2 separate regions of the Mus musculus genome follow, and region 1 is linked to region 2. Evidence: chromatin loops called from intact Hi-C (ENCODE). Cell type or tissue: heart. All regions are shown on one strand. Each heading gives the region's core, and the rest is flanking DNA. Links, peaks and the distances in the headings are about the cores only.

Region 1 (12,292 bases), core at 2,930-10,929, 320 kb before region 2:
CAGCCTCTCTGTATCACTGTGGTCCTAATGAGCGATCAGTCTTTTCACACAGAGATTTTATTTCCAGTATTTTAGAATCAAGACTCATTCTGAATGATTCTTAGGCAGAATCAAAGTTTAAAAAAAAATGTTAAGTTTTAGACAATTAATGCAATATGACTATTTTTTTCTAACTTTGCTAATTAGTTTACATAGCTGGGCAATTTTAAAACAGTTTCCCTAGACTGAAGGAAAAAGCATTATAGGATAAAAAAAATCAATTTGCTATACAAATCCAGATAATCACTAAAGTAGATGCATAAATTCCTACTGCTCTTGATATTGAATATAGAGCCTGAAAACAGCTTAGCTGTGATTGAAGACCCAGGACTAAGTCTGGCAAACAGCTTGTCGTGATTGAAGACCTAGTATTAGGCATTTTGAACCAGCTGCCAAGCTATGCTCATGCATGTGAGATATAAATTGTAGTTCTATCACATTCATGTTCTGCTGTATGGGCCCAAAATTATTCCTTCGCTTCTTTCTCAGTTCCCAACATGCCAGTAAATTTTCATGTTTTGATAAGAACACTTAGCTCATAGACATCCACTAACTCATAAATATTTTAAATGGGTAGAAATGTACTCACTGATTTAAATAGTTGAACACATTGAAAATGCAAAAAGAAAAAGAAAAAAAGAAAGAAAAGAACAAAAACCCTACAGCTTCTCACCTCATAGTGATACAGTTTATCCTAGAGCCAAATCTGAATGACTATGACCCAAGAAACATGGATCTAAGTTGCCTCAGATTTCATATTCCCAAGGAGAAATAGTTTTATAGGTTTTATGGTAGCAAAATCCACAAATCAAAGCAATTTGAAAACACATTTATGGATGCATTGCAGAGGGATTTCAGCAAGTCAAGTGAATCTCTCCCATAGGGCTCAAATGCTACATAATAACATTTTGAGTTGGTAGAAGTGAGAGGTCTCTTAATAGATTTCCAAAGGGTTTTAACCATTGATTACAGAATGCTATCACTGATACTGAAGTGGGCAAAGCATGATTCTTTAGGGACTAATGCTAGTTCAAGATAAGGTAATCAGGCTCTACCAGCAACATTCCAACCCTTCTATATCAGTGCTATTTTAATTAGTCAATCAGTCTTTGCACATACAGCTTCCTTCCAGAAATTCTCAGTCCCAGAATCTATGCTAAGGGAGGAAAAAAAAAAAAAAAAAAAAAAAAAAAACTTCAATAAAATCTGAATCACATCAACAGTGAGCATGGTATGATGACTACCCCTACAGGTGAGGTGCAGTAGTGGCATGCATGCCTGGGCAGTAACCAACAGCTGTCTAATTGGAGTCAAGACCCACTCAACAAAAGGCAACCAATTTTAGCACTGGAAATCTTGCTAACGACTTAGTGCTAAATCTTCACCAGTATGACTGTCAAAAAGTGAGCTGAACAAGAGAACGCCAACACATATGAAAAAGCAGACAAAAAAAATGCCCCCAGGGCCTCAACCCTATACAAAGAACTAAAAGCAATTGAGGAAAACTAAGGGCAGGAATATGCTATTTTCCTGGGAGGAACACTCTGATTGGTTGTCTATATCGTGCTTAAATATCCATGAAAACATACTGACAAGTAACATTGTGTTGACCAAGACCTAGATTTTCTTGCCTAAAGTTCAGTGTCTTTCTTATGGAACCTACATGAAGAGTTATATTCATCAAGATGCTAACTATCGATATCCCAATTAACTTTTAGTTAATTGAGTGAATTAGCTTCCATTGTTTTGCGCTAATTTTTAGGAAATATAAGAGACCAAAATTTACACATTTGTCAACAAGAGCACACATAGATTTAACCATTCATATAAAACTAATGTCCATAAAGAATGCTTTACATTATGTTGTATTGAAATTTATGCTGATTGATACATTCTATTTAAACACCACTGGACTATATTTATCTTCACTATATTTATCTTCCTATATTTACCTAAGGGGAGAAAAGTACTGAAAAAGAAATACCTCTAAAGTATTCCAATCCAGTACCTAGGAGAGAAGAAGTGAAGCCTGATGGAGAAATGGAAACGAAGTTGACAACTAAAACTTAAAGGGAAAATAAAATTTAAAAAGAGCAAAAGAGGAGGAAAAAGCAGGCTGCTCAGTGATTGTAACACAGAGTATAATTGCCGTTGGTCTCAGGACAGCAGCTACTTCAGCTACTCAGAGTCCATCTCTGGCCAATTGTATAAAGAAAGAACTGCTAGAAGGAAAGGTGTACAGCCCAGAGCTGCCATTTTCCTGATCTTTCCTACTCCATTCATTCATGTTAGGCTTCCTGGCTGTACACACTACATCTGGATGCAAATTATAGCTAACCTCTTGTAGGAAAATGGTCCAGAGACACTGTGGATAAATATTTATGTTTGTGGCAAGGATGAAAGGGAAGAAAAGGTGTGAGACTCATTGAGTCTCTCAGACCTTTGGGCATTTTCTTGGGTGGATGATGAAGACTACAACTAACAACACCAGGTAGCCACAGGTGGCTGATGATCACATTATTTTGAGCCCAACCCAAGACCAAGCTGATGAAATCGATTTACAGAAGAGATCTCATTAGTTACTTGACGATGATTCAAGAGGCGGGAATTTTTTTTTCTTCTTCTGTTTTTTATTTTTATTTTTTACAAGACTACACAAATTATCATTCGCATTAAAATATTTTCAAGTGGTTTGATTTTTCACGATTTTCCCAGCTGTTCTCTGAAGTCTTAAAAGCATATGCTTGACTAGCGTTCATTGACTTGAAAAGAACTGTAAGCTATAAAATACTTTTGTAAGGACAGATTGCATGAAATATGAGTTGTTATCTCTGATTTTTCAAGAAATATGTACAGATTTGCTTTAAGGAAAATCTGCATTAGTTACTGAAATTTGCACCTGTGAGATTTAGTCGTTTGTTAGCTCTGAACTTCTGCCTTTCTTGGAAACACAGCATAAAATATCTTGTAAGAATTCTAATTTGAGAAAATAATATTTTCCAATGAAAATATGTGGCTGATGTTTGATTTTAGGGAAAAAATGAAAAGTACAAATAAAGTCATAGTATAAAAAGGATAGTCTTTGTATGCATTTGAGTTGTTACCATTCCCCCCTCACAGACAGACTTAACCATAGCAACTTACTTACTACTGATACTTTTTTTGAATAAGTTTGATAGGCTTTGTTTTTTATTACCAATTTTTCTTTTCTGGCTTACACACAGTAGCTTTTGACTAACTTTGTGTTTTCAGTTTAAAAGGCAGAGTGTAGCAACAGTTAAAAATACAATTTGAGAATTAAGGAGAAAAAAAAGATTTCATAATAACCACCCACCATTTCCTGTATTCTTGATAATTGTACTTAAATCTGTTCTGTATTTTACTGTTATTTCCCACAGATACCAAAGAGTACAACATCACATTCGAGCATGCTACAGGCCCATTTTATTCCCTACACCACTGCTAGAGCCCCTCTTCATTTGATTGTTCAATAACTTTTATGGGCTCCCTTTGTTCTGTAGCAATTTCAAATCGTGTATAATATACTATTTTTAGATAGACTTTAAAACAGTGCCTGAGTATGAAATCCTTCATGAAGTTTGTTTATAAAATATGATTTTAGAGTGATCACACAGATTTGTGTCATCAGACATTGTATGTAGCCTATAACTAGTGAGTACAGTATAAGAAGATAAACAACATTGTCATCAAAAAGATGTGGACTGTCAGTTTGTAAATTAGGTCTTGAAACTTCCTATGTAGTTGAACATATAAAAAGAGAAGATGGTCATAGGTTTCACAGGTGACTTCCCTTTGTTGTCTTTTTCACTTGTTTTCAGTATGAAGATACTGTACATCATGCATGTGTGTGAGAGTGTGTGTGTGCAATAAATTTCCATGACCAAAAATTAGATTCTACTGTCATAGTACCTTTATATTTTACTTTTGTTTTTTCTCTGTTTGCTTTTGTTTGTCTTTCCCAGATATGGTTTCTCTGTGTAGCCCTCACTATCTTGAAACTCGCTCAGTAGACCAAGCTCAGAGATACCCCTGTCTATCTCCCAATTGCTGGAATTAAAGGCAATATCTTTTACTAATGGAGTCCATAACGATCCTAGAATTATTTAGTTCTCCAGAGAATATCAAAGCACTTTCAGTCAGCCCTACCGACACAGGTTCTACAAACTGTTTTCTTAAGCAATCAAAGTTTATCAAGTAATAGTATAATTTACATTAAATATAAGAGCATAGCAGTTTTACATTTTCATTAGCACACGTTTCTGTTTTCTCAGGACTTAGTTAACAGTGTGTCTTGTTGCTTCCAGTCAATAGATGTTGGTTCGCATTTTGCCTACTATTAAATGTTACCTAATCTATATTAATTCAGTTTCTATATTTTCATAACCACAATCACTGTCCCTTTGAGCTTAAACTCCTTTCTAAAGCAGAAAACAGAAAGAGAGAGACAGCCCAAAAGTTAAGAGCACTGGCTGCTCTTCTAGAGAACTTGAATTTGATTCCCAGAACTCTACAGTCCTTAACTCTAAAACCAGGACATCTGACACCATTTTCAGAACTCTGCAGGCCCTGCACATGCATAACGCCTGCCACAATCAGTATCTGGAGGAGAAAGTTCTCCAGACATTCAAAGCAATGCCTATTACATTTTAATTTATTTACAAATTTATTTAGACCATTATTACTATATTATCATCTATTAAACATGTCTTCAGCCAAACTGTTTTTCATTTTTTCTACACAATTATAATAAATTTTACTGAATTTTAATATTACCTCTTTGTCCTCTACAGTTTGAATAGTACATGAGAGAATTTTAATAATGATAGCAAAATATTTTAAAGTATAGATGAAACATTAAACTTTTGAAATATTTTGAAGAATTTTCTTGAAACACTGTAATTTAGAGAGAGTTATAAGATTATTAATAATTGTACTTCTTTAAGAATAAGTATATTTAGTAATAGAATTAAATTACTAATTATTCACATTAGGATATTTTGAACATTTTAAAAGTCATTGATGTTCATCAGGGAAATGCAAATCAAAACAACCCTAAGATTCTACCTCACACTAGTCAGAATGGCTAAGATCAAAAATTCAGGTGACAGCAGATGCTGGCGAGGATGTGGAGAAAGAGGAACACTCCTCCATTGTTGGTGAGATTTCAAACTTGTACAACCACTCTGGAAATCAGTCTGGCGGTTCCTCAGAAAATTGGACATAGTACTACCGGAGGATCTCGCAATACCTCTCCTGGGCATATATCCAGAAGATGTTCCACCTGGGAAGATGGACACAAGCCCCACTATGTTCATAGCAGCCTTATTTATAATAGCCAGAAGCTGGAAAGAACCCAGATGCCCCTCAACAGAGGAATAGATACAGAAAATGTGGTACATTTACACAATGGAGTACTACTCAGCTATTAAAAAGAACGAATTTATGAAATTCCTAGGCAAATGATTGGACCTGGAGGGCATCATCCTGAGTGAAGTAACACAATCACAAAAGAACTCAAATAATATGTTCTCACTGATAAGTGGATATTAGCCCAGAAACTTAGGATACTCAAGATATAAGATACAATTTGCAAAACACATGAAACTCAAGAAGAACGAAGACCAAAGTGTGGACACTTTGCCCCTTCTTAGAATTGGGAACAAAACACCCATGGAAGGAGTTACAAAGACAAAGTTTGGAGTTGAAACAAAAGGATGGACCATCTAGAGACTGCCATATCCAGGAATCCATCCCATAATTAGCCTCCAAACCCTGACACCATTGCATACACTAGCAAGATTTTGCTGAAAGGACCTGATATAGCTGTCTCTTGTGAGACTATGTCGGGACCTAGCAAACACAGAAGTGGATGCTCACAATCAGCTATTGAATGGACCACAGGGCCCCCAATGGAGGAGGTAGAGAAAGTACCCAAGGAGCTAAAGGGAACTGCAACCCTATAGGAGGAACAACATTATGAACTAACCAGTACCCCGGAGCTCTTGACTCTAGCTGCATATGTATCGTCGGCCATCACTGGAAAGAGAGGCCCATTGGTTATGCAAACTTTATATGCCCCAGTACAGGGGAATGCCAGCGCCAAAAAGTGGGAATGGGTGGGTGGGGGGGGGGAATATGGGGGACTTTTGGGATAGCATTGGAAATGTAAATGAGGAAAATACCTAATAAAAATATTTTTTAAAAAGTCATTGATGTTTTAAGCCTAAAAATCACCTCTAAGATCAAGACTAGTGAAATATTTTTTTTAAAAATATGTTCCATAAAAAATCTTCTATAAGTTTAATTCATGCTTTATACCATATGAAGGGAAAACATGAAAACAATTTGAAAATAAACCTCTAATCCTGAATCATGATGAACTTCACAAACAGAAAACAATTCTCAGTGGTCATACCAGCTCCAAACACAGGAGCGCACACATAGGAAGGGTTGCCCTTCAGGGTAGAGTATTCTTGATATGTTAGTGCATATACAACCTCAGACCAACTCGTCTAGTGAGGACTGGTGCTAATTAAAACCAGCAATAGTGGATGGCTTGCTGTGTGATGTCAAGAAAAGTCCAGTGGGGATCCAAAGTGTCATAAAGTGAAAGACAGAAGTCAAGAAACTCATTCCAGGTGTACAGGAATGTGATGCTAATGAAGATTAGGACTCTGGGGGTAAAATCTAAGGTCAAGAATTAAGTAGTTTGTTTCAGGAGAAACATGCATTGATATTCTGAAGAATAAAAAAAGAGAAGGAAACAAAGAATATTTCATGGTCTTTCTTGTCACCCCAGTGTCAAACCAATGGTTAAAGTATGGCTATATACACACTATCTTCTAAACATTTATCCCCTTACTTGATATCGTCCTCCAGGAAACCATCAGGGTGAAACCCTGTGGCCAGCTTCTCTTGCCTTGCTTCTCAGCATAAGCACCATGCAAACTCCAACCTCAGTGGGATCCCAGAATTCATCTTTAAACAGACAATGCATTCTTTGAAATTATCATTCTTAAAAATTACACTTCTAATTTTTCTTTATGTTATTTTATATGCCACTTAAGACCAGCCATGTCTCCCGTCACTTGCTCTGGTATCACTTTACCACATTCTCTAGTGTTCTGTAATGCAGAGGACATTCTTGCCTATCTTAAAACACAAGTACTGAAGTCAAAACATTTATCTTTTCCTGACATTCCAGAGCCGCTTTCTGATGATCCAGCTGTCACTCATCTTTAAACTCTTCTCCAGGAATCACAGGAGCAGATACCTGAATACATGATCCTTCTTAAATAATAAATTACAAATATGACCCTGATTGTGAGCACTGTTCATCTTTCATTTTCTCTTATATTTCAGCTCAATGTAATTCAAGAACATTGTTAAAATTCTCTTCATTTACATTATACCATGCATTAAAATTCTCCATACTATCATCTATAATTTGGCTATTGTTCTAGTGATTTTAACACTGGAACTTTACCATGGCTTTCAACAGCACTGTTTCAGTACAAACAACTCACATTTGCTTGTGGAATTTTAATTTTAAAATTCTCCTTAACATAGGCAGAATTCAAGTGCTTAAACTTTTGTAAATATATTATAGTTAATGGAAATTTTTAGTCTAAGTCATTTTCCCCAGTATAACGTCATTGTTTTTGCTACATTAAAGTACATTGGCTTCATATCCTGTTTACACACTGTGAAGGAATAGTATCTGTAACTCCCAGGGGAAAAAAGGCTCTACTCCTGGTCCAGAATGCAGTATGCCACTCTGCCTCTAGGTGGAGCTCTGATTTCTTTCTGTGCCACACAAACCTTTCTGTCATAGTTCCTTAAAACACCAAAGGAAGACAAATAACCTACATAAATGAAAAATAGAGATTGTAATCCACAAACCTATAAATGTGCTGCATTCCTATAGCTGAAACGTTGCCATATTAAAAATCCATTTAAATAAGACATATTTTTTTTCAGGAAGCCTGGTGATAAGAAAGAATATCTTAGTAATTTAATATCCTACTACTCCACACACAAATTTATCTTGAAAAACATGATGAATTTTAGAATATGAATATAAGTAAAGCATAAATCTTAAATTTAAGATTAACCATTATGTCAAATGTTGAGTTGTGCATGTCATTTATATAAATATTAAACTTGATGAATAACAATTTCAGTATCTATGATATACATATATATACACACATATCACTAATATTTCTGTTGTATGAAACAGGCACAGATTAAAAAGAAATATGTTTTCATCTGTTTTGACAACAAAATAAATCAATGTATTATGGCATTATTATTCTGTGAGTCATCAAAAATTACAACTGAGTTATTGAAAAAATCCTCAAATGAATGTCAAATGACTTTATTTGCCTTGTTTGATTTTTTTGCTGAAAACAATAAAACATACCTATCTAATCTATGAACCAATGACAACATATAAAGTTGGTACCTTTTAGCTCACTGCATCATTATTTGTCTATTTCACAATTATCTGTGGTGTGTTGATGCTTATTTTATCTCTAGCTCTTAAATATTGATACAGACTCAATAAAGTCTGACCACAGATTTTCATCTAATACATTCAATTAAAATAAGAGCTGAGAGTAGGTTCTATTAGTGTTATATACTAAGTACCTGAGTGTAAAAGTCAGAAAAATAAATAATTCTGAGAAACTTCTGAATCCAATAATAAGGGAGATAAATGGTACTAACTCCACAGCCAGTCCTACAGCACCCAGAGGAGGCTCCACTCCCAGGCACTCTAGCATGCCCAGGATCTTAGGATCAGGGGTGAGCAGGACACAACATCTGTTCTAAAACCACCAGGAATAACTGGGAACAGCAGGATCCAGGAGCACAGGAATCATGCCCAACCAGTGGCTCTGGTTCCTTCTGATCTGCCCTGATTTACCTTGGATGCTATCTCTGCAACCAGTCTCACAGCACCAGAGGAGACTCAAATCCCAGGAGCTCTAACACATCCTGGATCCCAGGAGCTTGGTCACACAAGAATCTGAACATTTCAGAGGCAGCTTAACTCTCAGGAAGTCTGAAACACCCAGAATCTTAGGAATCACAGGCTCACAGAGACAGCTAGACTCTGAGGAGTTCTGACACAACCAGGATTATAGGAAGGACAGGCTCCAGTCAGATATATCGAGGGCAGGTAGTACTAGAGATAATCAGGTAGTGGGAGGCAAGCATAAGAACATAAGCAACAGAAACCAAGGTTACTTGGCATCATCAGAACCCAATTATTTTTCCATAGCAAGTCCGGGATACCCCAACACACCACACCAGAAAAACAAGACTCAGACCTAAAATCCCTTCTCATGATGATAATAGAGGACTTTAAGAAGGACATGACTAACCCCCTTAAAGAAATACAGGAGAACACAGGTAAACAGGTAGAAACCTTTAAAGAGGAAACATAAAACTTCCTTAAAGCATTATAGGAAAACACAATCAAACAGGAGAAGGAAGTGAACAAAACCATCCAAGATCTAAAAATGGAAATAGAAACAGTAAAGAAAACATAAAGGGAGACAACCCTGAGGTTGGAAAATCTAGGAAGGAGATCAGGAACCATAGATGCAAGCATCACCAACAGAATACAAGAGCTAAAAGAGAAAATTTGAGAGGCAGAAGATGCCATAGAACACATTGACACAACAGCCAAAGAAAATGCAAAATACAAAAAAATCCTAACCCAAAACATCTAGGAAATCTAGGATACAATGAGAAGACCAAATCTAAGGATAATAGGTATAAAAGAGAGCAGAGATTCCCAACTTAAAGGGCCAGTAAATATCTTCAACAAGATTATAGAAGACTTCCCTACCTAAAGAAAGAGATGACCATCAACATACAAGAAACCTACAGAACTCCAAATAGACTGGACCTGAAAAGAAATTCTTCCTGTCACATGATAGTCAAAACACCAAACACACTAAACAAAGAAAGAGTATTAACAGCAGTAAGGGAAAAAGGCCAAGTAACATTTAAAGGCAGACCTATTAGAATTACACCAAACTTCTCACCAGAGACTATGAAAGCTAGAAGATCCTGGGCAGATGCCATACAGACCCTAAAAGAACATAAATGCCAGCCCAGACTACTCTACCCAGCAAAACTATCAATTACCATAGATGTAGAAAACAAGATATTCCATGACAAAACCACATTTACACAATATCTTTTCACAAATCTAGTTCTGCAAAGGATAATAGATGGAAAACACAAACACAAGGAGGAAAACTACACTCTAGAAAAAGCAAGAAAATAATCTTTCAAGAAACATTAAAGAAGATAGCCATACAAACATAATTCCACCACTAACAACAAAAATAAGAGGAAGTAACAATCACTTTTTTAAATATCTCTTGACATCAATGGACTTAATTTCCCAATAAAAATGGCAGACTATCAGACTGGATACATAAACAGGACCCAGCACTTTGCTGCATACAGGAAACCCACTTCAGTGACAAAGACACACACTACCTCAGAGTAAAAGTCTGGAAAACAATTTTCCAAGTACATGATCCCATGAAACAAGCTGGAGTAGACATTCAAATATCCAATAAAATCAACTTTCAACCAAAACTTATCAAAAAGGACAAGGAAGGATATTTCATATTGGTCAAAGGAAAAATCTACCAAGATGAACTCTCAATTTGTAACATCTATGCTCTAAATGTAAAAGCACCCACATTCATAAAACAAACAAACAAACAAACTTTACTGAAGCTCAAAGTATACTTCATACCACACACAACAATAGTGGGAGACTTCAACACCCCACTCTCAGCAATGGACAGATCATGGAAACAGAAACTACACAGAGACACAGTGGAACTAAAAGAAGTTATGAAACAAATGGATTTAACAGGTATCTATAGAACATTTCATCCAAAAACAAAAGAATATACCCTCTTCTCAGTACGTCATGGTATCTTCTCCACAACTGACCATATAATTGGTGACAAAACTGACCTCAACAGATATAAGAAGATAGAAATAATCCCAAGTACCTTATCAGATCACCACAGACTAAGGCTGATCTTCAATGACAAAAAATACAAAGCCCACATACATGTGGAAGCTGACAACACTCTACCCAATGTTAACTTGTTCAAGGAAGAAATAAAGAAAGAAATTAAAGGCTTTTTAGAGTATAATGAAAATGAAGCCACAACATATCCAAACATATGGGATACAATGAAAGCAGAAAAAAGGAAAACTCATTGCTCTAAGTGTACTCCAAAAAGAAAATAGTGAGAGCTTGCACTAGCAGCCTTGACCGCACACCTGAAAGCTCAAGAACAAAAAGAAGCAAATAGACCCAAGAGGAGTAAAGGGCAGGAAGTAGCCAAACTCAGGGCTGAAATCAACCAAATAGAAACAAACAAACAAATCTATACAGAGAATCAACAAAACCAGGATCTGGTTTTTTGAGAAAATCAACAAGATAGAACAACCCTTATCCAGAATAACCAGAGGCCAGAGACAGTATCCAAATCAATAAAATCAGATACAAAAGGGGAGACAAAACAACAGAAACCGTGGAAATTCAAAAATCATCAGATTCTACTACAAAAGTTTATACTCAACTAAATTAGAAAATCTGGATGAAATGGACAATTTTCTAGACACATACCAGGTGTCAAAATTAAAACAGGATCTAATAAACCATCTAAAAAGTTCCATAACCCCTAAAGAAACAGAAGCAGTCATTTATAGTCTCCCAACCAAAAAAAGCCCAGGTCCAGATGAGGTTTAGTGGAGAATTCTATCAGACTTTTAAGGAAGACCTAATTCCAATTCTCTTCAAACTATTGCACAAAATAGAAACAGAAGGAACACAACCGAATTTGTTCTATGACACCACAATTACACTTGGACCTAAACTACACAAAGACTAAACAAAGAAAGAGAACTTCAGACTAATCTCCCTTATGAACACTGATGCAAAATTACTCAATAAAATTCTTCCCAACGGAATCCAAGAACACATCAAATCGATCATACACCATAATCAAGTAGCCTTCATCCCAGGGATGCAGGGATGGTTTAATATATGGAAATCCATCAAGGTAACCCTATACATAAACAAACTCAAAGAAAAAAAAAACCCACATGATCACTTCATTAGATGCTGAAAAAGCATTTGACAAAATTCAGCACCCCTTGATGTTAAAAGTGTTGGAAAGAT
Region 2 (12,292 bases), core at 2,910-10,909:
GTGTATGGGGAGTAGACAAAGAGAACTAGAAAGTATTAAATAAACAGTAAGCATAAAATTATAGATGTTTCTGAACATGTAAAGTACTTGTAACAAGGAGACTTGAGTTATTAAATTTCAAAGACAAACATGAGTGAATCAAGCAAAATGCAAAAATATTATTTTATTTTGCTTTTTGGAAGTATTATTCTCACATGTATTCTCATATGCAGAAGTAAAACAATGAATTCTCCAAGGACCTAAGGAAACAGACAAGGCATTTTTCCAAAACTAAGTCCTTAGGACTGTTATTATATAGGGTGGCCTTGGACTTCAGATTTTCCTGGGTCATCTCACCTTGTACATGCCTTGGCTTCCATTTTAATAGTTTACTTCCTGAAGACTGAACATTTTGTGTCTCAACTTCCTTAAAATATATTCTTAATACCAAATATTCATGGCAGTACAATATTAATCATCAGAACAGACCCATATATTTTAAATTAAAGAAATAATAAGACAGATATTGAATTAGGATAATTTGTCTAAAGCAACTGCAACTATAATAAGTAAAGGTTCCTTTTGCTTTTATTTATGTATTTTTTTAGACTTTCATATGTGAATATGGTATTTAAACCATTTCTATCCCTCTCTCTCCCCAACATCTCCTCCTTTATCTGCCTTGCTTCTGTGTCTTAAATTCCTGGTCTCTTATTCTTTAACTATTATATTTGAAATACACACACACACACTACATGTGTGTCAATTTGCACATACATTTCTATTTATATGAATTTATAAATATAACACATTGAGTATCTTTAGTGTTGCTTATAGATACAGATACAGATATAGATAGATGTAGGATAGATGTAGATATAGTGTGTGTGTGCGTGTGTGTGTGTGTGTGTGTTTGTGTGTCTTTAGAAATGACCACTTGGGATTAGGTAATCTATTGCAGAGAAGTTTGTCTCCAGAGAGGATGTAGTCTCCCTCCATCAGCAGCCATTAATTTCTTGTAGCTCTTCATTTAATGGTGTGGTCTTGTGAGATTTCCCTCTTCTATGTTTGAATGCTAGCTAGGATTATTATTTTTTTCAGGTCTTAGCAAATGCAATGTCAACACATTAGTAAGACACATATTATCAAGCTGGCTTAGGTAATAATAAATAACATTGTATGAACTTTGGTGACTCCAAGAAACAGATGATAAAACAAATCGTTTATCACAATTGATAGAACTTTTGAAGTGTTATAGGAAAGATGAAAAGGAAAAAGAACAGATCTATCTATCTATCTATCTATCTATCTATTAATCACATGAATTAAAAACAAAAACCTAAAGGATTGACAACTGGTCGACCTCATATTTATGTATTTATGTATTTATTTATTTATGTATTTATGTATTTATGTATGTATGTATGTATGTATGTATGTATTTATTTATTTATTTATTTATTTATTTATTTATTTATTTATTTTCGTTTTTCGAGACAGGGTTTCTCTATAGACCAGGCTGGCCTCGAACTCAGAAGTCCGCCTGCCTCTGCCTCTGCCTCTGGAGTGCTGGAATTACAGCTACCACTGCCCGGCGACCTATTATTATAAGTATTTATATAGAACAATTAAGAACAAAGTAGCATTTCTTGCTTTGTTGCTGATTTCTAAAAACATATAATAGTTTTAGCTTTATCATTTACTTCAAACATTAATTTGTTAATTTACTTACTCCTTATGCAAATACATTTAGAGTATGTACTGAGTGCATAATATACAGATCTGCTCACAATGCTGGCAAATTGAACAAGAAAACAGGAAAATTTAAAACTTACTGCAGCTTGTAAGTTAGTATTCCAATAGAATTAACTTAGGTTAAGTTAGAAAAAATGGTTATGATCATGTAACAGTGAACTATGACCATGAATTAGGTACCCAAAGACTGAATTGTTATAATGTTACTTCAGTGAAATTTGCATCTAGAAATAATATGTTATAGCAAGAGGACAAATATTTCATCTATGTACACAATGGTTCCTATGGTTTGCCATCATATTTCAGGTGGGGCAGGTAAGTTTGCGTTCATAAATCGTCTCAGCATTTTCCATAGAAAACATTTCAGGAAAGCTTGTGTAGGAATATTAGAATTTGATTTTTAACTCCTAATAATACGATATAATTTGTAAATTAATCACCTTCCCTTTGTCTATAAAGTTCACCTTAACACTGGAGTGACAAGAAAACCACCTGAGGGACAGTGGTCAGCACTACGCGTGAGAAGGCACAGGAGCATTTCCTCGCACAGTTTTGCATGCAGTAACACTCTGATGTTGCTTTCTCAGTTGTGGGCAGGATGTGTACTAGTAAATGGCCACAAGGAACATGATCATTTGAGTGTAAGCCTTTACAGTGTTTTCCACAGATAAACATTTTAAAAACTGATGAAAGAGGAAGGAAATTGGGTAACAGTTTGCTCTTTAAAAGCCATCAGCTTTGAATAGTTATTATCCCCAAGAAGAGGAAATTGCATCTGTGTAGCTGAAACTGAACTAATTCTGTTTACTTCCTGCTTCTGGCCTTTCTGAAGCAGAGAGGAGAAAATCTTTTCAGTGCCCTTCTCGGATGTCCACAAGCTAGAATTGTGTTTAAGTTTCAAAACAACAGCAACAACACCAAAAACCACTGGCCACACAACTAATTAAATCTGCATAGATACCATATACTTGGAGACTATAGCTTACAAAAAAGCCTATAGGCATACAAAGAATCAGGTGTATGCGGAAGCATATATGCATGAAGAGATAAGCCCAACTTTGAAAAACTCTGATAAATACTGCAGAAGAAATGCTCATCATCTATGATGAGTCTAAAGTACAAAGTATATTCACTCCTCCCACAGTTGAGCTACACAAACACATATTATCCTTAATAATGATTCAAAATGCAGGCTATTATATCTATTTTAAGTTGGCGAATCTGAATTCCAAAATGTCCTCAATGTCTCTTGCTTCAGAGAATACAAATAGTATTAATCAGAGAGTCAGAGACATGGTTTAGACCTCTCAAATTCCAAAAGCAGTGATTTTCACACATAGATAAACTACTTGCTTCAGTTTGGACAGAATTTCATCGCGATTAGCCTGTACAGTCTCAACCTTTGTGAGCAGTCCTTCATTGAGAGAAGAAAAATGTTAAAGAGTATATTTTTTATGTTGCTATTCCCTTTCTTCTGGTAGTCTTTGTTTTTATTTTTTTTAGCTACAATGATTCATGAATATAGAACATTTTGATTGGAGTACAAAAGGTCATTGATCTTTTTCTAATATCCTATCAGTACTGATATCAAAGAGAATGTGAGTCCATGACACTGAAGCCTACTGGGCAAGTGTCCTGGTTTGTATTCACCACGTATCTGGCTCTCTTCAAACTCGTTAGAAAGTCCATGTCAGAAAGATGCTATTGGTTCCATATGTGTGGAATTTATATTATCAATTCTTCTTCATGATGTGTAATTTAAATTGTTATACTGTGGTCAAAGAAGAAGTAAGCCTTAAGTTTTAGTTTATGTGAAACTACAAATTAAATGGGCTATTGGAAAGAGGAAGGCAACTTCCTTCCACAAAGACATTACTGATTTGCTTGTATCTGCTAATTGTAAACTACAATCCATGCTGTGTGTCATTTTGAAATTTTCTAGTATGGTTGCTTATAAAGTTAGAGTTTGTTGCTCTTAGTATTGTATACTAATTCTATGATCTATTAAAACATATTTGATACCTTCAACAATTATGAAAGATCTTCAATAAACATATAGTGCCTTTTTAAAAAATAGAAAACAATGTTGGCACACAGGAGATCACTTTGTTTGATATTGGGCCAGCCCCTCTGCACTTATTTAAATACACTTTGGAAAAATTGTATTTAACTTCATATGAGTGCAAAACACAGTGATTTCAAGTCAGAGTACTGTGTTGTTCAACACAGGCACTACATAAATCTGCTCAACAACATAAGCACGGTGCCTCAGAGCACTCTCGCGAATTAAATCGCCTGTTTCCTGGAGAGAGGAAAGTAAAGAACAAAATTAATAGTACAGCAACTGTATCTCAATGGGGAACTACCCTCCAGCCTGAGCCATTGCAGCAGAGAAGTTAAGGATGCTGATTTTAGTGAGTGTGTTTGCAGAAATGCCTGTGAACTCTCCAGAGTGGGGGAGAGCTGATTTTCTAGCATGTTTCTAATTAGCCTACGTAAGAGAAATGTAAGTCATGTAAAAAGCTAATTAAGTGGAATTGATGTGCACAATCTTTGTCTTCATTTTGAGCACAGCCAAAGAAAGCTCTGAGCCATGGACTCCGGCTCCCAGAAGCATGCTTCCATGGGCTGGATGCTGATAAGCAGGATTGATTTCATGCTCTGGTGGTTTGGCAAACCCAGCCATCCATAGCAAGTCTGTCTTGAGAGACACATCCTTTGGATAGACTGTCAGGTGTGTTAAAATGTGTGAAAAATTTGATAGGAGCCCCATTTTATTATCTGTCTAATTATAACCCCACAAGGCTTCAGCGCTTGGCTGATTCAGAAGTGAGCTCAGGTACCATTTTGCCCACAGTGCAGAAGTTGAGTGTAGGGAGTTGAGAACCATTGGCTTACTTGTTAAGTGTGTGTGAACTGGGCAGCTCTTCTCACCGTGTTTTTATTTACTTTATCTTAGCCCTATGAAAAATATTTGAGTGTACATATTCTATAGGACTCATCTACCAAAAAACTTGAAAATATCCCAAATATGATGACACTCATATTAATAATTAGCCAATTTAAGTGTAAGAAAATTTGAAAAGGAGCAGGAAGATGAATTAGGGAAGGCTAAAATCTGTATGGTTTTATGTCTTTCCTTTTGTGTATATGCCAGAGGAAAACCCAAAGAGAAGGTTCAAGGAAAATGGGAATCATTGTCAGAAAACATTTAAAGCAATAATAGTGACTACTGAGCTCTTTCTATACATTGGCAATTATGCTGACTACCTAGTGCCTTCTATACAGGGAAGCCTCCTCCAGCAACAGATGGGAACAAATAAAGAGACCCACAGCCAGAAGCCATGCACAGGGTGAGAGACTTTGAAATGCTGAGCCCTACAGGATGTTTCCCTCAAATCCCTCCTCTCAGGATTTAAAGAACTGGGCAGAAGAGGTGGAGTAAAGAACAAAAGAGCCTATGAGCATAGGACAATTTAAAGAGACCAAAAAGCAAAATGCTCTTTACCAGTGGTTCTCAACCTTCCTATTGCTGAGACCCTTTAATGCAGTTCCTCATGTCATGGTGACGCCCCAGCCATAAATTATTTTGTTGCTACTTCATAACTGTAATTTTGCTACTGTTATGAGTCTTAATATAAAATATGATATGCAGGATATCTGGTATAGGACCCCTACAAAACGTTTATCACCCACAGGTTGAGAACCACCACTCTGAATCAACATGAGTTCTCAATGGACTAACAGAGCCTGAAGCAGCATGCACAGATCCTGCACAGTCATGTAATGATTCTAACATAAACACAGCTCACAAGTGATTAAGAATGTGCTTGTACTCTGTTCCTCAGTTAGACATGAAGCTATGTCTCTAGCTCTAGAACCAAAATAACCAGAGCATTGACAAATAAACTAAGACCAAAAAGGACCTAATAAGAAGCCAAAATATTACTGAGACACCTAGAATAGACTATGTTACTGCAGAAGAAAGATGGCTATTTCATTCTCCATAAAGAATGTGTGGAAGGTATCACTTATGTTTGTCTTTACTAGAAACTATCTTAAATAGTCTTGCAGCCTGAAAGACTGACATGTCATATTCTGGCAACAAAGCTGTATGAGCTGATGGTTGAAGCCCAACCTGGATGGGCCTTAAAGTTTCCTAAGGCTCACATAGGTCATGGAGAAAAAAATAGCATTTTTTTTTCTCCACACTGGCACCTCTGTCTCTCAGTTTTAACTTGAGTAAACATTCTAGTTTCATAAAACTAGAAATAAACCATGAGATTAGAGCAAAGAGCTTTGGGGGTAGGGGAATGAGGAGGGCATTGGAATCCATTGCTTTGAAAGTGGAATGAGGCATATTAGGAGAGAATAAGCAAAGCAGTTGTGGAGTGGACAGGGAAAGAATCTACCAAAATGAAATGTGGATCAAAATCTACAGAAATCTGATACTTTTTATAATGACAGCCCCAAAGCTTGGGATACCCAAGATAAAACTCACAGGCCAAATGAGGCTCAAGAAGAAGAAAGAATGAAGTGTGGATGCTTCAGTTTTTCTTAGAAGGGGGAACAAAATACTCATGGGAGGAGATACAGAGACAAAATATGGAGCAGAGACTGAAGGAAAGACCATCCAGAGACTGCCCCACCTGGGGATCCATCCATATACAGTTACCAAACCCAGACTTTATTGTGGATGCCAACAAGTGCTTCCTGACAGGAGCCTGACAGAGCTGTCTCCTGAGAAGCTCTGCCAGTGCCAGACAAATACAGAGGTGGATGCTCACAGCCAACCATTGGACTGAGCACAGGGTCCCCAGTGGAGGAGCTAGAGAAAGGACCCAAGGAGCCTAAGGGTTTTACAGCCCTATAAGAGGAACAACAATATGTAACAGCCAGTACCCCCCAGAGCTCCTAGGGATTAAACAACCAACCAAAGAGTATACATGGAGGGACCTATGGCTCTAGCCACATATGTAGCACAGAATGGCCTTGTTGGACATCAATGGGAGGAGAGGCCCTTGGTCCTATAAAGGCTGGATGTCCCAGTGTAGGGGAAGAGCAAGACAGGGATGCAGGAGTGGGTGGGGTGGTGAGCAGGGGGAACAGGGGTGGGATAGGGGTTTTTGGAAGGAAAACCAGGAAAGAGGATAACATTTGAAATGTAAATAAAATATCTATAAAAATTCAAAGAATTTTTGAATTTTAAAAAATGAGAAAGCTGAGCTCCACAGGCAGGTGTAGCCAGGCACCAAATCTGTAGGATGTTTATTGAAGCAGCCATAGGTCCCTCATCTTAACATTCTCCTTCACCATGAGGCCCAGCAAGGAGCCACATTCACAGGCTTGGACTGATCCGTTTCCCTACGTCATCTCTTCAGGACCTGGCTTTGTAGGGAAGAGAATTTGTGTGCATTACTAGTGAATCTACCCAGTCCCTAAGTCCTCCCGTAGTTTCCATGCATGCCCAAACCCAGATGGGCACTGCACCAGTGTGCCCCTTTGGACAAGAAATTTTATATCACCTCTAGGTCCTTCCCACAATACATCAGTTACCACTGAATTAGAATCACTGCTAATGATGCTCCATCTTCCTCTTCTGATTTGAAATCACACAGGTTTGCACAGTAGTAAAACAGACCCAAACTGTATGTGCCCTGACATTGAAGACATTCCTATACTGTTTGTATTTCTTTTCTGATTTAGTTTAATCAGAACACCCCTCCTCATTCTCTTCTAATGTAATGTCTGTTAATATCAAGAAACACTATTCCATGACTGACATATGGGAGACTCTGATGTCTAGATTTAAGACATAGCATGCTCTGAAAGAAAACTCTTTTACACCTACTATTGCTGGATGAAAAATAGTCTTTTCCACTCACCCCCCCCCCCAAATCTGGTTTTAGCCAAACAAATTTAGCCGAAGCACAAATTCAGCTTCTATGTTAATTACATCTGCTCACCAGAAGGATGAGCCTCGCATACAGGTCATGTGCTTACACTGTGTCCTGCTGTCCTTCCTGGTGTTTGGTCCCTGCTCTCTGCTCAGAGGTCACTTCACTGTTATGATGCTGCACACTTTCCCACAGTCCACAAGTCAACCCAGGCAGTGGAAATAAAGCAGAGGGCCTGGGAACCACCCCTACTGGGGCCACATAAGCTAGCCAGAGTCGGATCTGTGTTATGTGAGAGAAAGAACATTCTACTCTAGGACATAAAATACCAGCTCTTTGCTATCCTTCCACAAGGTCATAGACTGTTAAGCTGCAAACAGAACAGCATCAACAGGAACAAATATAACCACTAATGTAACCCATAATTAATCCCTTTATTTAGTGCAGTAGCTACTAAAGGATCTATTAGCAAAATTGAGAAAAAAAAAAAGATTGTCCTTCCTGTGAAGTTCATATCCTCTCTCAGGCTGCATAAAACTCCTACAACCTGGCTTTAGGAGCTTAGCTTGCCCCTGCTTTTTCAACCAGCTTGGAATCCCCTCCCACTCACCTTTATTTCTGAATTGGAAAGAATTTACAACCTGTCAGCTATATTAAAATACTTTTTAGTATAGACCAAAAGTTTAAAGACTTGTTTAACAGAATTGAATCTAAAAAAAAATAATAATAATCCTGTTCTTTAAAATAACTTAGCAAAACCTTCAATTGAAGCAAAGGAAATGATTATATTAGCACAAGCACTTGAAATATTTAAAGAGATAGGCTGTATATGGTTTAAATTAAAAATTCGGCAATATTATAAGACATTAGTCCCTTTCCAGCATTTTCTTTTGGTTTTAGTGGTGCAAGTTCCATCATGATGCTGACTCCTCTAAATGTACTGGATTGGCTATCCTGTGACCTGGCTTTAGCATCACACACTTCATCATTCCTGTTCACAGGACAAAAGGAGAAGCTCACCGTTCTTAAAGTGCTAGCATGGCCAGCCTGTCTCCTAATTGATACAATTACAGTATATCTTCATCCAAGTGTAAAACAGCAAGCGGCTTAGGTATGGATTACCGATTTCTATGAATATAGGATCAAGTTGAGTGCTTTGGACAAGCCTCCTGGCAGAAATAAGAGTGAGGTTAGTGCATGGGGTAATATACATGGGTGGGTAAAGGCAGAATGGTTGTCTCTTCACAATACTTTAAATATTTTCATAATTCTTCAAGAATTTCCTAAAATGCGTTTGGATAATTGGCATTCTTCATCTCACATTTTTTCCAGATCTACCCACGTGTGTTATCTATCCAACTTGTATGTATGCATGCATGTATATATGTAGGTAGGTAGTCACCTGTATGTGTGAGTGCATTCACGTGTGTGTGTGTGTGTGTGTGTGTGTGTGTGTGCTCTTTGTTCTTTCTTTCATCACCGATCAAGGCCAATATGTGCTTTAAATTACCTGGGATTATTTGGGGTCTGCCACTGGACTATAATTGACTGATGTGATATGAAAGAAGGAAGCTCCTGCTTTTTGCCTGCTTGCCCTCACTCTGAACGGCAAGTTAACCCTTTCACTGGTATTAGAGCCTTCTACTTTAGGATTCCAAATAGCAAATACAGAAGACCATCAGAGACATTCAGCCTCACAGGCTGAACAACTACTGGATTCTTGGGTTGTGGATGGGTTTCTAGCCATTTTTGGACTATATGGACCACAGTAAGCCACTCTAATAAATACAATATATAAATAAAATACATAAAATTATATATAATATTGCCTATACAATACATAAATCCACTACATAGTTATTTATATATTATATATTATATGTTTATATGTCATATGTAATAATTGTCTTAATTACATAAATAAAACATATAAATACATATATACCTATAATATATGTGAATATATATATTACTTTGGCTTATTGAGAGATTAAAATTAAAGTATAATTACATCACATCTTTCTTTCCTCTTTCTTCAATCCCCCATGTCACTTGCCTCCAACTCCTCTCAATTATTACTATACATGCATACACACAAACACAAACATGTACACACCCATATACACATGCATATTTATTTGACTAGTGCAGGAGCAGTTGGTTAAAATGGAGTTTAGCAATGTAAACTTTTAAATGTAATTCTTTTAATGGACATCTAGACTCTTACAGAAATAATAAATGCACCCAAAATGCATGCCATTAAATGACCCTCATCTGATGATATCTATGTGTTTGAGAAATCTGACTTTTATTTCCACATATGCTACTTTTTAATTTAGTCAATGATATTAAGATCACTTTATCTTGTGTGTTAAAGGGGATTATTATTTGAGTCATTCATTTATTATCATGGGAGTGTGGGCTTTATGTCTAATTTATAATATATCTTACATTTTATTAAGATGTATTATATTTTATTAAGGCCCTAAAGATGAAGACTGCATGTTCTATGTTCTCTCTCATATGTGGATTCTAGCTTTGATTTCTTTTAAATTTACTTATGTGTTTAACCTGAAGTACATGTGAAAGCCAGAAAACTAAAAATAGGCCACTAGAAGGGAAAGGAAGGATAATGAAATGCAGGTAAATGAGAGAAGAAAGGCTGAGTACCAAAGACAGAAAAGCTCAAGCTTAAAAGAAGGGTGAGGAAAGGGAAACTGGGAAGTTGTCAAGAGGCTCAAACAAAATAAAGACTAATTAGAAGCTGCATGAAAACTTGTGAGCTTACAACCCAAGGAGAAGATAAAGAGGAGAAGACCCTGGGATGTGGGTAAATGAAACTACAGGGGAGTATACTCAGAATAAAGTGGAATAGGGTAACAGGAAGAAGAGAAACTAGGAAAGGGCTAGACAAAACTAAGAATAAATGAAGAAGAATGGTGTATCTGTGTGTGTGTGTGTGTGTGTGTGTGTGTGTGTGTGTGTGTGTGTGTGTGTGTTTTGTGTGTGTATATGGGGGAGTACACACATTCATCTATACTAAAGGGAATTTGAAAAGAAATAGCTTGCATGAATGAGCAATGTTTCTGTATATATTACAATCCAGCAGTTATCCCCCATCCTGGTCCTACCTTCCACAGTTCCTCATCCCATTCTTCCTCCTCCTGGTTGATCTCAAAAAGTAACTAAAAACAAAAGTAATAAAATAAAAAGAAGACACCAGGTTACCAAGGAGATGGTCATGGGGCACTGGGAAAAATTGCACAAAGGTAGTGGTAGACTGGTAGAAGTGTTTGATTAACATTCATTTTATAAATATATGAAACTGTCAAAGAAGACAAATATTATTGAATTAAAGACTGTAAATAACCAATACTTAAAATGAAGCTAAGATCTCTTTTTAAATTTTTGATTTCATTACATGGGAAACTATAATTTTATTCTGAAAATGAACTGTGAAACTTTCCAGTACTTTTTTCTGAAATTACAATGTAAATTTGGTAATGTTATATAACTTACCAATCAGAGCAGAGCTGCTGACACCCTGTTCAGAATCAGCATAGAAATCTACTCCAAACATAGAGTCTTTCCTTCTAATTGACCTCCCAGTTTCAAATTTTTCTGTGGAAATTGTTGCTCCAAAAGAGCTGAAAGCATTGTCCTTCTTGAGCTCAGAAGCATATTTTAGTTTGAGATAATATAATGTTCAAAATAAAACATCTCCTCTAGAGGGAGAAATGTATGAATGGAAGAAAGAAAAACACTGTAACTATTGGCTTGCAAGGATCAGATTTAAGACATATTCTCATATCTCTGAACTACCAAGGAGATTTTTACATCTATATTCTTTTTTTATTGGATATTTTATTCATTTACATTTCAAATGTTACTCGCTTTCCTGGTTTCCCCTCTGAAAATCCCATATCCTAGCCTCCCCCCTACAGCTTCTATGAGGTGCTCACATACCCACTCCTGCATCCCTGCCCTGGCATTCCCCTACACTGGGGCATCCAGCCTTCATAGGATCAAGGGCCTCTCCTCCCAGTGATGTCCAACAAGGCCATCCTCTGCTACATACGCAGCTGGAGCCATGGGTCCCTCCATGTGTACTCTTTGGTTGGTGGTTTAGTTCCTGGGAGCTCTGGGGGAGTGGGGTCTGATTGTTTGATATTGTTGTTATTCCTATAAATTGCAAACCCCTTCAGCTCCTCAGTCCTTTCTCTAACTCTTTCATTGGAGAGACCATGCTCAGTGCAATGGTTGGCTGCAAGCATCTGCCTTTGTGTTTACTAAGCTCTGAAAGCCTCTCAGGAGAAGCTGTATCAGGCTCCTGTCAGCAAGCATTTCTTGGCATCTGCAATAGTGTCTGGGTTTGGTGTCTGTATATGGGATGGAACCCCAGATGGGGCAGTCTCTGAATGGCCTTTCCTTCAGTCTCTGCTCCAGATTTGTCTGTATATTTCCTCCCATGAGTATTTTATTGCACCTTCTAAGAAAGACTGAAGCATCCACACTTTGGTCTTCCTTCTTCTTGAGCTTCATGTAGTCTGTGAATTGTATCTTGTGTATTCCGAGCGTTTAGGATAATATCCACTTATCAGTGAGTACATACCATGTGTGTCCTTTTGTGACTGAATTACCTCACTCAGGATGTTATTTTC

What was found. Peaks named below come from ENCODE experiments on the same cell type or tissue, not always from the same donor. Only the 100,000 strongest peaks of a DNase experiment are listed, where the experiment ranks them.
Region 1: a loop joins it to region 2, with 4 times the contacts of the local background. A loop is called at or near these places in 5 of 42 quality-filtered maps.

What each region holds. Positions count from the first base shown.
Region 1 is chr1:95,757,986-95,770,277 of GRCm38, reverse strand. No RefSeq gene overlaps it. Among named protein-coding and RNA genes, the nearest start is that of 4930598F16Rik, 48 kb to the right of the region's middle. In heart, for the core only: no CTCF peak of the experiment used is centred there; no DNase peak of the experiment used is centred there.
Region 2 is chr1:95,441,237-95,453,528 of GRCm38, reverse strand. No RefSeq gene overlaps it. Among named protein-coding and RNA genes, the nearest start is that of Fam174a, 130 kb to the right of the region's middle. In heart, for the core only: no CTCF peak of the experiment used is centred there; a DNase peak (open chromatin) is centred at 7,788.